4 separate regions of the Homo sapiens genome follow, and all the other regions are linked to region 2. A link is a contact called in ENCODE Hi-C or POLR2A ChIA-PET data. All regions are on one chromosome and are shown on one strand. Each heading gives the region's core, a stretch centred on a gene start or an enhancer-like site at or near the end of the contact. The rest is flanking DNA. Distances are from core to core; before and after follow the strand shown. Region 1 has its middle 76 kb from the start of NEBL-AS1. Region 2 has its middle 39 kb from the start of NEBL-AS1. Region 3 has its middle 96 kb from the start of NEBL-AS1. Region 4 holds the start of NEBL-AS1 (NEBL antisense RNA 1).

Evidence for each region. Hi-C counts contacts between places; a loop is a spot of excess contacts on that map. ChIA-PET counts read pairs that join two places held with the same protein, here RNA polymerase II (POLR2A). Pooled maps may share reads with other maps.
Region 1: a loop to region 2 is called in a map of PC-3, with 8 times the contacts of the local background. The contact joins two enhancer-like sites. A Hi-C loop is called at or near these places in 1 of 168 maps with a recorded cell type or tissue (PC-3) and 1 of 50 pooled maps. POLR2A ChIA-PET finds 5 or more read pairs at or near these places in 5 of 52 experiments (A549, Caco-2, MCF 10A and 2 more).
Region 3: a loop to region 2 is called in a map of Calu3, with 4 times the contacts of the local background. The contact joins two enhancer-like sites. A Hi-C loop is called at or near these places in 3 of 168 maps with a recorded cell type or tissue (Caco-2, Calu3 and PC-3) and 2 of 50 pooled maps. POLR2A ChIA-PET finds 5 or more read pairs at or near these places in 1 of 52 experiments (activated naive CD4-positive, alpha-beta T cell).
Region 4: POLR2A ChIA-PET joins it to region 2 with 13 read pairs in MCF 10A. The contact joins the promoter of NEBL-AS1 here to the enhancer-like site in region 2. A Hi-C loop is called at or near these places in 1 of 168 maps with a recorded cell type or tissue (HepG2). POLR2A ChIA-PET finds 5 or more read pairs at or near these places in 5 of 52 experiments (A549, HEK293, MCF 10A and 2 more).

Annotation. Positions count from the first base shown.
Region 1 is chr10:21,096,181-21,099,262 of GRCh38, forward strand. It overlaps a transcript of NEBL not described here. Among named protein-coding and RNA genes, the nearest start is that of NEBL-AS1, 76 kb to the right of the region's middle. RefSeq lists an enhancer at 1,420-1,714. Within about 2 kb of position 1,456, at least 4 of the 41 ENCODE cell types and tissues checked have a DNase peak (open chromatin) inside an H3K27ac peak, as active enhancers do; they include PC-3, where a contact is called at or near this core.
Region 2 is chr10:21,133,058-21,136,380 of GRCh38, forward strand. It overlaps a transcript of NEBL not described here. Among named protein-coding and RNA genes, the nearest start is that of NEBL-AS1, 39 kb to the right of the region's middle. Within about 2 kb of position 2,019, at least 4 of the 41 ENCODE cell types and tissues checked have a DNase peak (open chromatin) inside an H3K27ac peak, as active enhancers do; they include PC-3, where a contact is called at or near this core.
Region 3 is chr10:21,076,392-21,079,424 of GRCh38, forward strand. It overlaps a transcript of NEBL not described here. Among named protein-coding and RNA genes, the nearest start is that of NEBL-AS1, 96 kb to the right of the region's middle. Within about 2 kb of position 1,507, at least 2 of the 41 ENCODE cell types and tissues checked have a DNase peak (open chromatin) inside an H3K27ac peak, as active enhancers do.
Region 4 is chr10:21,172,456-21,175,547 of GRCh38, forward strand. It overlaps NEBL-AS1 (NEBL antisense RNA 1), which reads left to right and starts at 1,535. Exons shown (of 2, transcript NR_046283.1): 1 at 1,535-1,652; 2 at 2,027-2,468. It also overlaps a transcript of NEBL not described here. RefSeq lists an enhancer at 1,114-2,004.

The DNA of each region.
Region 1 (3,082 bases), core at 206-2,705, 37 kb before region 2:
CAAACACTACTGTGGACTTCAATACCACTGAGTTCTAGGATCCTCGTCCTTCCCTCTCTCTTCCCACTGTCCTTTGATTCCCTGCCTTTCCCTATTCTCATCCTCAGTCAGCTAATTCCCCTTGTTGGATATACATGGAATATAAACCATAATACAATTTGCATATAAAACTCGCTTCTCAAAAATACTGTTGAGGCTAGTATCTTAGATTAGCCTGAAGAAGTTGTTTAAAAGCCCTTTTATTAAAGAGTTTATTTAAAGAAAAAAAACAGAATGTTTACACGGGCTTTAGAGCAACTTGGTTTTGAGTGTGTGTGTGTGTGTGTGTGTGTGTGTGTGTGTGTGTGTTTTGAGACAGGGTCTCAGTCTGTCACCCATGCTGGAGAGCAGTGACCTGATCATAGTTCACTAAAGCCTCAAGCTCCTGGGCTCATGCAACCCTCCTGCCTCAGTTTTCCCAGTAGCTGGGACCACAGATGCTCACCACCATGTCTGGCTAATTTTTACAATTTTTTATAGAGGTGAAGTCTCACTATGTTGCCCAAGCTAGTCTCATACTCCTGGTCTCAAGCAATCCTCCTCCCTCAGCTGCGACAGGATTACAGGTATGAGCCATCAGGCCCGGCCTGAGTGTATATCTTTTTAACATAGATTTTGGCTAGTTTCATCACATTGGTCTTTCTTTCATTAACTTATCTCTCCTTTTTGCATCACTCTAGACCCAGCTATTTCATCTGAGCTCCCCACAAATTCCTCTACCCTTCTCTATTACAAAAAGGCTCAATCAAAAATCTCCAAGGCATCCTTAAAAAAAAAAGGTAATATTTCCTGGCTTATATTTTATTTAAATACACTTGTAGGAGTTTTACCTTCCCAGATACCACTACTTTGGAAATTTTCACCTCCACTCTCCTAATACTTTATTGTTTCCAAATAAAATTTATAATAATTATTCATTGCCTCTTTGCAAATAAAATGAGCTCAATATCCGGCCAGGTGCGGTGGCTCACGCCTGTAATCCCAGCACTTTGGGAGGTCCGGGGGGGGGGTGGGGCAGATCACAAGGTCAGGGGTTCGAGACCAGCCTGACCAACATTGTGAAACCCTGTCTGTACTAAAAATACAAAAATTAGCCAGGTATGGTGGCGGGCGCCTGTAATCTCAGCAACTCAGGAGGCTGAGGCAGGAGAATCACTTGAACCCGGGAGGTGGAGGTTGCAGTGAGCCGAGATCACACCATTGCACTCCAGGCTGGGCAACAGAGTGAGACTCTGTCCCCAAAAAAATACATAAATAAAATGAGCTCAATACAATGGTGTGTCCTTTCTGTTTTCTATAGCAATAGGCTGACCTCCATTTCAGCATGGCTTAAATGAGTCATTTTGTATATTGCCAGGCCCTGGGCTCTGCCTGTACTATTCTGGTTACATCATTACCCACAAAAGATTTACAAACAGGTTTCCATGGCAAGCTACAAGAACAAATGAAAGAAGTCCAAGAGAAGTGTAAACAGAAAAGATAAGTCTCGGTCAATTTCTGATGAAACTGGAATGCAAGCTACCCAAAGCAACGACTTCAATCACCACAACTGAAATGATTGTCATTCCCCTGAAACACGACAGGAACCGCCCAATAAATGAAGACATTGGACTTTTTTATGGATGTAATAGTCACAGCTCCATGAGAAAGACTCTAGTAGCACAAGGGCAGTCACCTTCTGTATACCAATTTTTTTCCTTGTTTAATGGTCTAGACAAGTGTTACTGCTGTAATTTGTGACCCTACGTGAAATGAACATTCGTAATAATCTCCTTTTGAATCTTGATGTTTTCTGTAACCCTGGTAGCTAAGTGCTGATAACAACAATTATCTAAATGTTGCAAAAGGATGAAATCAGTAACAATGGGTCTACTGAAAAGAGGCAAAAATGTGAGTGGATATGAATTTATAACAGCAATAGGGCTAAAGCTGCAGGGCCCTTTCATGTAGGAGGATAGCAACACACACACACACTCATTCACATACACACACATTCTCACTCACACGTGCACACATACGTACACACACTTGTACACATTCACACACACTGTCACACAGAGAGTGCAGAAATGAAAGGAGACATTTTCACGCATCCACACAAAAGACAAAGATCAAACTATGACTCTTTCCTCTTTGCAGCCCTACAACTCTTCCTATCACACAGCAGGTCATCAATAAATGCTCATTGAATTGAAATATGGTACCAAATGCAGACTCAGGAAACCCAATGGTATTTAATAATTATTATGCAAATAAAACTGCATCTTTTCACACAGAAATAGGGGTGACTTGTTCTACCTCCCTTAGTAATGAGAAGCCATTCTGGACATCTTACTGCTAGACCTGGAATAATTTCTTGTTTCTCAATTCCCTCTCTTAAAAATTCCTCCCTTCCCAATCAATCCATGAAGATAAACTCAGTTCATTTGGTGTCCTACAAGATTGTTACAGGAGCGCATAAATACACTCCTATATACATATGTATCATCATAAGCTGAATGTATATAGAAAACAAAAAAAATTAAGGAAGTCCTCCTCTGGCCAGCTTTCCCCCATGGCCTCTCACTTGAACAGTTGTTTTGCCTGTAGCCACAGGTTTAGCAAAGAAATCAAAGTGAGATAAATCTAGCCAGGCATGGCGGCTCACACCTGTAATCTCATAATCCCAACAATTTGTAAGGTGGAACCAGAAACATCACTTGAGCCCAGGAGTTCGAGACCAGCCTGGGCATCACAGCAAGAAACCACACCCACCAAAAAAAAAATAGCTGGACATGGTGGCACACACCTGCGGTCCTATCTACTCGGAAGGCTAAGGCGGTAGGATGGCATGAGCCCAGGAGCTCACGGCTTCAGTGAGCCATGATCGTGCCACTGCACTCCAGCCTGGGTAACAGAGAAAGACCCTGTCTCTAAAAATAAAAATAAAATCAAAACAGAGTGAAGCATATATACCTTTTTCATAGACATATCATTTTTTAAAATGACATGAACCTACTGAGTAAATTATTAAACTAAAAGTGACGGGTATGAATTCAATGAT
Region 2 (3,323 bases), core at 769-3,268:
GTCACAAAGATTTACTCTGTTTTCCTCTTAGAGTGTTTTAGCTTTCACATTTAAGTCTTTAGCCCATTTTGAGTTAATTTTGTATGTGTGTGAGGTGGGAGTCCAATTTTACTCTTTTACCAGCTTTCTTTTTGTGACACTTTCAATTTGATTCTTGAAGCTGCAGCCCTCACACCATTTACCTCAGTAGAAGTCCTGGCTTCAAGGTAAGAAAAGGAGATGATGTTTTTAACCTAATGAAATTACTAGTTAAATCACGAAAGGGAAAATGTACTGTGTCTTGGGAGGCCAGGCTTAGCGGAGGGGGCTCCTTACTGTGGGTGAAATGTGACCTGTTACAATTTCTCTATGATTCCCCAATCAGTGTGGGGCAGTCCATAAGGGGTTGATGAAGAGCAAGTCCCAAAGCCAGATTCCATCTTAATTCTACAGGCTGTGTGCCTTTGAGTCAAGTTATTCTCTTTTCTGTGTATCAGATCCTCCCCATCTTAAACTAAGAAGAGAAAACATAGGGAATCTTCATAGAGTTGGAAGGATTATGTGAATGAATATAAGGCAAAGCACTCAGAACAGCATATGGCACGTTGTGAACACCCAGTACATATTAGCTGTTATTATCAGGAAAGATCCCATCATATCAATCCTAAGGGAATAGTTTCCAAGGAAACCTATGTCTCAAAATAATAGCCGTGTAGGGTTTGGTTGGGTGATGTGGCTGTCATGATGACATCTCTGATTCTACCAGGTGGCTGCCTCAAATCCGAGAACCTTAAGGAGCTTAGGAACCACTTGATGCTGATGGTCATCTTTGTCCTGTGTATAAGTCAATCTCTGTTTTGTTTTCCACAGACCTACACATTTACCAAAGGCAAATTCTTAAAAGGGCCGGGCACAGTGGCTTACTTACGCCTGTAATCCCAGCACTTTGGGAGGCTGAGGTAGGCGGATCACTGGATGTCAGGAGTTCGAGGTCAGCCTGCCTACATGGTGAAATTTGGTCTCTACTAAAAATATAAAAATTAGCCAAGCATGGTGTCACGTGCCTGTAGTCCCAGCTACTCAGGAGGCTGAGGCAGGAGAATCACTTGAACCCAAGAGGCAGAGGTTGCAGTGAGCCAAGCTTGTGCCATTGCACTCCAGCCTGGGCAACAGAGTGAGACTCCATCTCAAGAAAAAAAAAAAAAATCTAAGTAGGTGCCAAATTTTCCATCCCACTGGAAAATAAGACTACAGTTGAATTAAGTCATGTCCTACTCTCCTAGACTCAAAGCTGCTTTATAAAGACAATGTATTCTTATTTTCTACAGTATTTTTGTTTCCAGATCATTTAGCAACAGTGTTAAAAACCTTTTGTAATGCTAAAGACAGAGGGCAGGATTAATTCTCTTAGTCTCATTTGTTTCCAGAATTTTCTGCATATGTTTCCTAAATTTTAGAAGACACTATTCAATCATGTAAACCCACATTATAAGCAACTTTAAGTCTTCTTCCAAGGACTACCTTTTACACGGTCGATCCCTAATTTTCCGGATTTGGACAAGTTTCCATTCAAAAGTGATGTCCATCCAGTTAGAAAGCTTCTAGAACATTTTCCTTCCTACTCTCACAACTATTCCATCAATTAGTGTATGTTTAGCAATTGCAAATTACTTTTAATATTAGCAGATGCGCAATATAATTAGATGGGGAAACCTTCTGGGATCAAATCACGTCTTGGGTGATTACTGAGTTCTGACAAACATCAGTATTCATTCATCTGTAAGAACATTGTTCTCTTCCCCTGGAAGGTACGCTACTCTGCAATGCTGCCGTGCTTAAAACAGTTTTCAGAATTTCTCTTATGAATTCCTCTCAAAATCCGTTTGTGGTCTATGTACACACATCACACACACTTAATATTTTATGCCTTTTTAAAAAACCAGACATGGGATTATTCAGCTCGATTATTCACCCGCTCCACCCTCCATCGAGGGCAACGTTTGTCCAGGTTCCAGTACACTCTTTCATTTCCTCTGGACACCTCTTGTGAGTCATTTTAGTTCAAACAGAGCTTTGTGTGTAACAGGCCCTATTTCATCCCAGAGCTCAAGCTGAGAGGAAAACAGCCTGAACTCCACCTTGGGGACATTCCTCATTCAAGAAAACACATTTTCCTCTTCCAAACTGAATACAGTAAGAATATAGTACAATCTCTCTAGGCTAATAGTAAAGCCACTGGGTGGGGCGAGGCCACAGGGCCAATGCTGACAGGACAGCCCGTCCTCCCTTAACTCCTTTGTGTGGTACTTCCCCATCCGTATCCTCCAAAGGGCTGTTTGAAGATCTAATTTCTCTAGTCTCAGTGAACTTACATGCTAGTTACAGCCTCAGTGGAGATAAAAAAAAAAAAAATCTGGCAATGATGCTTGACATCATAATATTTGACAAAAAGGAAGCACTGAGGAGTTACTTCTCAGGCCAGGTGACGCTGCCAACAATCAGCCTCCTGCAACTCCAGGAAACAAGCCAAAGAAACTAAACTGAAAAGCGCTTTTCTGCTAAAGAAAAAAGAAACAGCTCCTATGGGTGCACCAAATCTACTCAGTGAGTGATTCCCCCGGCCTGGGACATCATGGCACAGCCTTTATGTAGCTGAGTAGAATTGGTGAGGGGTCTACACCACATGGGCTTCTGTACAGGGAGGGGACTCACCATCCCAGTGGGTCTGGGACTGTCCCAGCCTCAGTGCTGAAGGTCCTATTTTCAGTGGTCACCCTACTTTTCTTGGCTCTCCGTGCAGCTGGAAATCCAGCTCTTCCTCCTCAAACCCGGCCAGGATGAGAGATGGAGCCAGAAATTAATTAGCTAAGAGGCAAGGAAGAAAAAGGCAGCCTATCCCTGAGGCAGAACTTTCTGGAACTTGAAAAGCTTTGCCTGGATTGATTAAGCACATTTCTCAAAGAGAGGAAGCCCTTCTTCAATTCAAACACCTTCAGCTGTTCAACCAGGGAGTCCCCAACCTCACAGAAGCCACAGGATCACATTCTGGGTTGGGTATAGACTTGCCTACCAGCCCAGTGGAAGATACTCTAACCCAAACTTTCCACAAGTTTGGTCCTCAAGGCATCTGCATTAAGATCACCTAGTGAGACTGATACAATCCAAGTTCCTCAGTCCACTCCACACTTGCTGGATCCAATTCTCTAGTAATATATTTCCAAAATCTCCATTTTTAAGAAAGCCCCAAATACAACTGGCGACTGTTGAAATCCAAGGACTGCTCTCCTTCCTACTTTTTTGTTGTTGTTTAAAGACAGGGTCTCACTCTCTTGCCCAGCCTGGAG
Region 3 (3,033 bases), core at 257-2,756, 57 kb before region 2:
CCGAGATCGTGCCACTGCACTCCAGTCTGGGCAACAGAGAGAGACTCAGTTTCAAAAAAAAAAAAAAAAAAAAAAAAAAAAAAGAATTACCACACAACCCAACAATTCTACTTGTGGGCATATAACCAAAAAAAAACTAAAGTGGGAACTCAAGCAAATATTTATACATCCATGGTCATAGCAGCGTTGACCACAACAGATAAAAGGCAGAAGCAACCCACGTGTCCATCAATGAATGAATCAGAAAACAGAATGTGATATACACATATGATCAGCTACTATTCAACCTTAAAAAGGAAAGAAATTCTGATGCATACTACAACATGGATGAAACTTGAGGACATTATAATTGAAATCAGCCAGTCACAAAAGGACAAATACTTATATGAGCCCACTTATATTTGGCCCTAGAGTAGTCAAATTCATAGAGACAGAAACTAGGCAAAGGACTTGAATGGATATTTCTCCAAAGAAGATAGACAAATGGCCAGAGACAGAAAGTAAGATGACGGAGGGGGAAATGGGGGGTTAGTGTTTCATGGATGTGGAGTTTCAGTTGGGGAAGACGAAAAAGTTCTAGAAACATACATTTGCACAAAAATGTGAATATACATACTGCCACTGAACTGTCCACTTAAAAATTGTTAAAATGGTAACCTTTATGTTACGTATATCTTACCACAATTTAAAAATATGTTTAAAAATAGCCACCCAAGTCCAGAAATGACCTACAATATAATATTATACTCAAAATTAAGGTAAGTTATTGGGGTCTATCTTGGTTTTTATTCTGAACAGTACTTAAAACTCATGCTTAATCTACTTTTCTTCAAAAAAAATAAAAAATCAAAGGAATTGGGGGAAGAAAAGCTTTGTTCCTCACTCCCTTATATTTATTATGGAGCAAGGTACATTTTAAATTGCTTTTGCTGGCCGGGCGCAGTGGCTCACGCCTGTAATCCCAGCACTTTGGAAGGCTGAAGCGGGTGGGTCACAAGGTCAGGAGATAGAGACCATCCTGGCTAACAACATGGTGAAACCCCATCTCTACTAAAAGTACAAAAAATTAGCCAGGCATGGTGGCAGGTGCCTGTAGTCCCAGCTACTCGGGAGGCTGAGGCAGGAGAATGGCGTGAACCTGGGAGGTGGAGCTTGCAGTGAGCCGAGATGGCACCACTGCACTCCAGCCTGGGCGACAGAGCAAGACTTCATCTCAAAAAAAATAAAAATAAAAATAAATAAATAAATAAATAAATTGCTTTTGTTATTTGTCATTTTTGTAGTTAGAATTCAGCTGATGGTCTGTTGGTTCCTGATATCTTTTTCCCTTCTTCATTTTCTGTCCTCCCTTCCATCTCATTCATAAATCCCCTAGCACTTGCCCCTACCTCCCACACACCTAGGAAGTGGGAGGAAATCTCTCTACCCTGGGGTCAACATTGTCAGGCACAGCAGAACTGATAGACCTTTCAACAGCCCGAGCTATGGGCTTCCCACACTATTCATGACCACGAGAAAGTACTTTAGCTCTTAGAAAAGCAACACTACAAGAGCCACCATATCAAGTCCGATGGATACTGCAGAGCTGGCTGTCACAGGGACACTGAGACACCTTCCAGAGCACGGATTGACTCTCAATACCAGATTATTCTGAAAGCTGGGTTGTGTGCAGAATGGACGGGAGGAGGAGATTGGAAGATGGAAATGCATTCTATGGGGGATCGAAAATAAAAATAATGGGGAAAGCAACAATCAAAGCTGGAAGCTTACCTCAAATTAGTCCTAAAATGAACACAGCAGCATGAGTACAAAATAGACTCTTTCTAATGACAAACAAATGGACCAGAATGAAATGGATTTTTCTGTATCCTAAAAATCTTGGTATTTTGTGTTATTTACAAGGTGTTTAACAGCCAGTAGAATGTATTCTTTTTAAAGTAATAAGCCTTTCAAATTATTACAACGAACACTTTTATGATCAGAAAAAGAAATACTCTAAATAAAAAACAAAAAGGTTACAGACTGTAATAATATAAATGGTTTCCTCTCCTAAATAGAGTCGTGTATGTTGTCTATGCTGTTTGCCATCGTGTACAGTATTTGTCATCCTGAGTTTCACTCCTGGTTAATACACTTTGGAAATCTTCTTGAATCCCAACACACACAGCCCCCATCCCTCAGTTTTTATAAATGACCTGTATACACGTATGCAGAGGTATCTACTCCTATGACCTGCTCATTTGAGTGGGACTTTAAAGGTTTTGATTGTTTAATAAAGAAAAATCATGTATCCAAGCTCTACAACATGCCAGAAGAAGGTATGTCTACAAGATCATTCTCTCTATATCCACCCTAGGAAAATATACTTGATCTTATTTTTAGAAAGAAAAAGAGTAAGAGACAGAGATATTTGGGCAAAGCACTAGAAGTTGCAGTCTTAGTGTTTCAACTTGCTTATTAGCTGGCTGCCACTTGGTGGCACTGTTGATTCCAGTTTGCTCCCAGATCCAGGGGATGAGTGTATCCACTGATCCAACCTTAATAAGCACGTGCGGCTCCTGCCCCATGAAGAACTTCATTAAGCCCTGACAGCCTTTATAGAAACATCAGAATGTCTGTATTTCTACCACCTCCAGATCTAAATGACAAATGGCACAGCAAATGCCCTCCTCTTAGGACTTTCCCTAGCTTTTCCTCCAAAGGAGATATCCAACCTTTCCTTCCAGGTGTCTGTCTCAGCCTCTCTCTCTCGGAAACCTTCTCTATTAACTATAGCCAGAGCCTCCCATGGGACATGGCAAATCTGGGAAAGTGTCCTGGGTGCATCCTGGTGGAGGGGATAACAGGGCAAGACCAGAAAAAGAAAGAAAATGAGGAGGTGAAGAGGCAGTAGTACCACCATCTTGAGATTTTAAAAAAATACAAGATAAAATGCAGGGAGCACAAATCTTTGGTAGGCTCTCATTTCTGTGATTTATTTGGCAGGTGCTTTCATCTAAACCTCCCAGCACACCTGTGTGAGGACCTTGTTTT
Region 4 (3,092 bases), core at 285-2,784, 39 kb after region 2:
GGAAACATCCTTTATGCCAATACTGGAAAAAAAAAAAAAACATTTAAAAATACAGTACAATGCCAGTTCTCACCAGGATGGGCACAGAAGGAAGGCTTTTTAGTGCATCACAGTCCCTGTAGCTGAAAATATTACAACAAAAAGAGTGTAGGGAACTGGGGATGTGTTTACCTACTTTCAGCTAAGTAAATAAAGCAGGCAGCTCTGAAAATGGAGTCTTAAAGGAAAACCCACCGCAATACACAGACGCACCATGGACGAACTGTCAAGGTTCTGTCGAAACAGCACTTCTTTGAGCAGCCAGAAACGATTTCTGAGCTCGGTTAATGAAGAAACGGGGCCCAGAGAGTGGCTTCGAAACCAAAAGGAATCCAGTTCAAAGTGTCTAAATGCAGGGTTTGTAGGATCTCAATAAATATGTGTTCACCCGAAGTCAGGCAAGCTGAGGGGGCTGCACGAGAGCTATGTAAGTACCCCTACACCTGACCAGCTTCCACTAAAATGCTGGACCTCGGACTCTGCCCGGGATGACTGTCAGGATGGCAGCTTGTTCTAAGGAAGCATTTGTATCTTCAGACGCAAATTTCCCCAGAACGCCCCTGGCTGGTTTCAACTGTCAGTCACTCCGGATCGCTCCTGGGTGTCTCTCTCCCGGGCTGTTCATCTCCGTCCCTGCCCGGGAAGGGCAGGGGGCAGGGCTGGAGGGGCCCGGCTACAGAACTACTTCCCCTGGAATTCCCCACCCGGTGGATTAGACACCCGTGGGTCCGGCTTGCCGCGCTGAGCCGGAGCTCTCCAGCAGGGATTATTCTTAGCAATGCGGCAGCGGCCGCCCCATGACATATTAATTACTATTTGCCTCTCCCCCTCGCCGCGGTCACAGGAGGCGCTGCGGGTGGGCGGTGAGGTGGGATCGCGGGCGGATCTGTGGGGCGGGGGGCGGGGGTATTGTGGAACACGAGTGGAGGTGGAGGGGGCGCGGCTCGCCGAAGTGCCCCCCTGGGTGCCCAGCCTGGTCCCTCCGGGGTCCGGGGCTGCGCACCGCCGTGCGCCCTCCGCAGAGGCTCTGCCGATGTCGCACCGCCCCGCACCGCGACAAAAGCCCTTCCCGGTTCCAACATCACAATCGCCAAGCGTGGTCTCTGACACTCCCGCTGGCGTCTTCGTTCGCGCGCCCTCCCCCCGTGCCAAGGCACACGCACACGCACCGACCCACTCATTGCTTTCCATCCCAGGTGCCAAAACTTCTCGAAGCAGGTGCAGCCCCTCGCCCGGCAGGTCCAGGCTGGCCCGGCGCCCCCTCGCTCACCTTATCCAGGCAGTTGACTTTCTCGGTGGGATACACGACTTTTCCGCAACGGGCGCACTGGGGGTTCATGATCGCGGTTCCCGGGGGCGGCGGCGGCGGCGGCTGCTGGCTCCCAGGAGCCGCTGTGACATCCCCCGGCGAGCCCCGCACCGCCTCCTGGCAGGCGGGAGGGCTGCGGGCGGCGGGCGCCGGGTAGGGAGTCGGCGCCGGGCCACGGGTGAGTGCACGGGGAGGGCGACGGGGCCTGGCGCCTGGGGCCGGCCGCGCTCTCGGGCTCGCAGGCGCTGGGTCTCGGCTCCGGCTCCGGCTCCGCGCCGCTGGCTCTGCGTCGCTCGCACTCCAGGTACGGGTGACTCACACAGTCACTCGCGCCCGCCCCTCGCGCTCACTCGCTCCCCCGCCTCGCCGCCGCCGCCGCGCAGGCCAAACCCACCGGCGCGCCCGGACCGAAGTGGCAGGGAACGTGCACGTCGGGCACCCTGGGAGGGAGGGCGCAGCGGGGGAGGGGGCGGGCAGAGACCCGGAAAGCTCCGCAGACCGCCGTGGGTGCGACTGTGCGGCCTGGGGAGTGAGCCTCGCGCCACCGCCGCTGCAGGCCGGGGAGCCCAGGTGGGCGGCGGCTGGGGAGGGAGGGATCCAGGCGGGGGAGGTGACAAACACCGGTGGGGAGAGTGCTCAAACCCGCGTACTCCCTTCCCTCCCTCTTCTCTTCCCCAGCCGGGGGCACCCTCATCCCAGGCTGACTGACGTCCCTGGCACCCAAATGTCGCGGGGAGTGCGGGGCCAGGGTGCGCCCTCCCTCCTCCTCCAGCCAGTGAAACCCGGGACAGCGGCACCCAGCCCCAGGGCGGAGGCCGTCTCTGCTGCGCGCAGCGACGCACCCAGGCCCAAGGGCCGGGAGATCCGCGGGGAACCCGGAGACCTGCGTCCCAGAGGGGCCGAGGGTTGCACCGCGCCCGCTCCCACGGGCCTCTTCCGAGAGGACGCTTCTCCCTCGTGTCCGCGGGAAGTCCTCGGATCCTGGATGAGAAAGAGCCTTCTCTCACCGGCTCCCAGACCCCGCGCTTTTTAATACCTGTCCTTGCAGAGCGACTGGTCATTTTAGGCCCGAGTCGAGCCTCTCTTGATTAATAAATGAATATGGCTCGTTTTGTTTTAAGTGTGCGTGGATGTATACGTTGTATTGTTTTGCAATTCAACACCGCAAAGATCTGGGAAAAGTTCTTCACCTGCATTAAGGAAAGCAATTACAAACTCGTAGTCCAAACCAGAAGAGCCAGAAAATCAAGTAGAAGGCTCAGGGTAGGATGAAACCAAAGGGAACAGGAATCGTTTCTTCCTTTTAATAAGATGTCAGGTTATTGGACTCACTTGATGAGAGGCAGCAAAATGAATCGAACACAGCCTGGGTTCAAAGCCTGACCCCGCCATCTAATGATGTGACCTTCTGCAAATTCTTAGTCGCTCTATGCCTCAATTCTTTAATCTACAAAATGGGAATAAGGACGCAGCTACCGAACAGCTTCTACTCTCCTGCTGTGAGGATTAAATGAGTCAGCAGTTCCGAACTGCTTCAATCGGCCTGGCTCAAGGGAAGCTCCACGGAAGAGTCAGCTAGGATTATTATAAATTGGTTATAACAAAGAAGCGAACACATTCCGTTGCTAGCGCACAGATTAAGACTCAATAATGCCACATACCAACTGCCACTGCTCTGACAAATATTTCTGTCATTTCAAAAAAATATCATGGCTGCAGCTTTTCATGACAAAAGAAAACCATT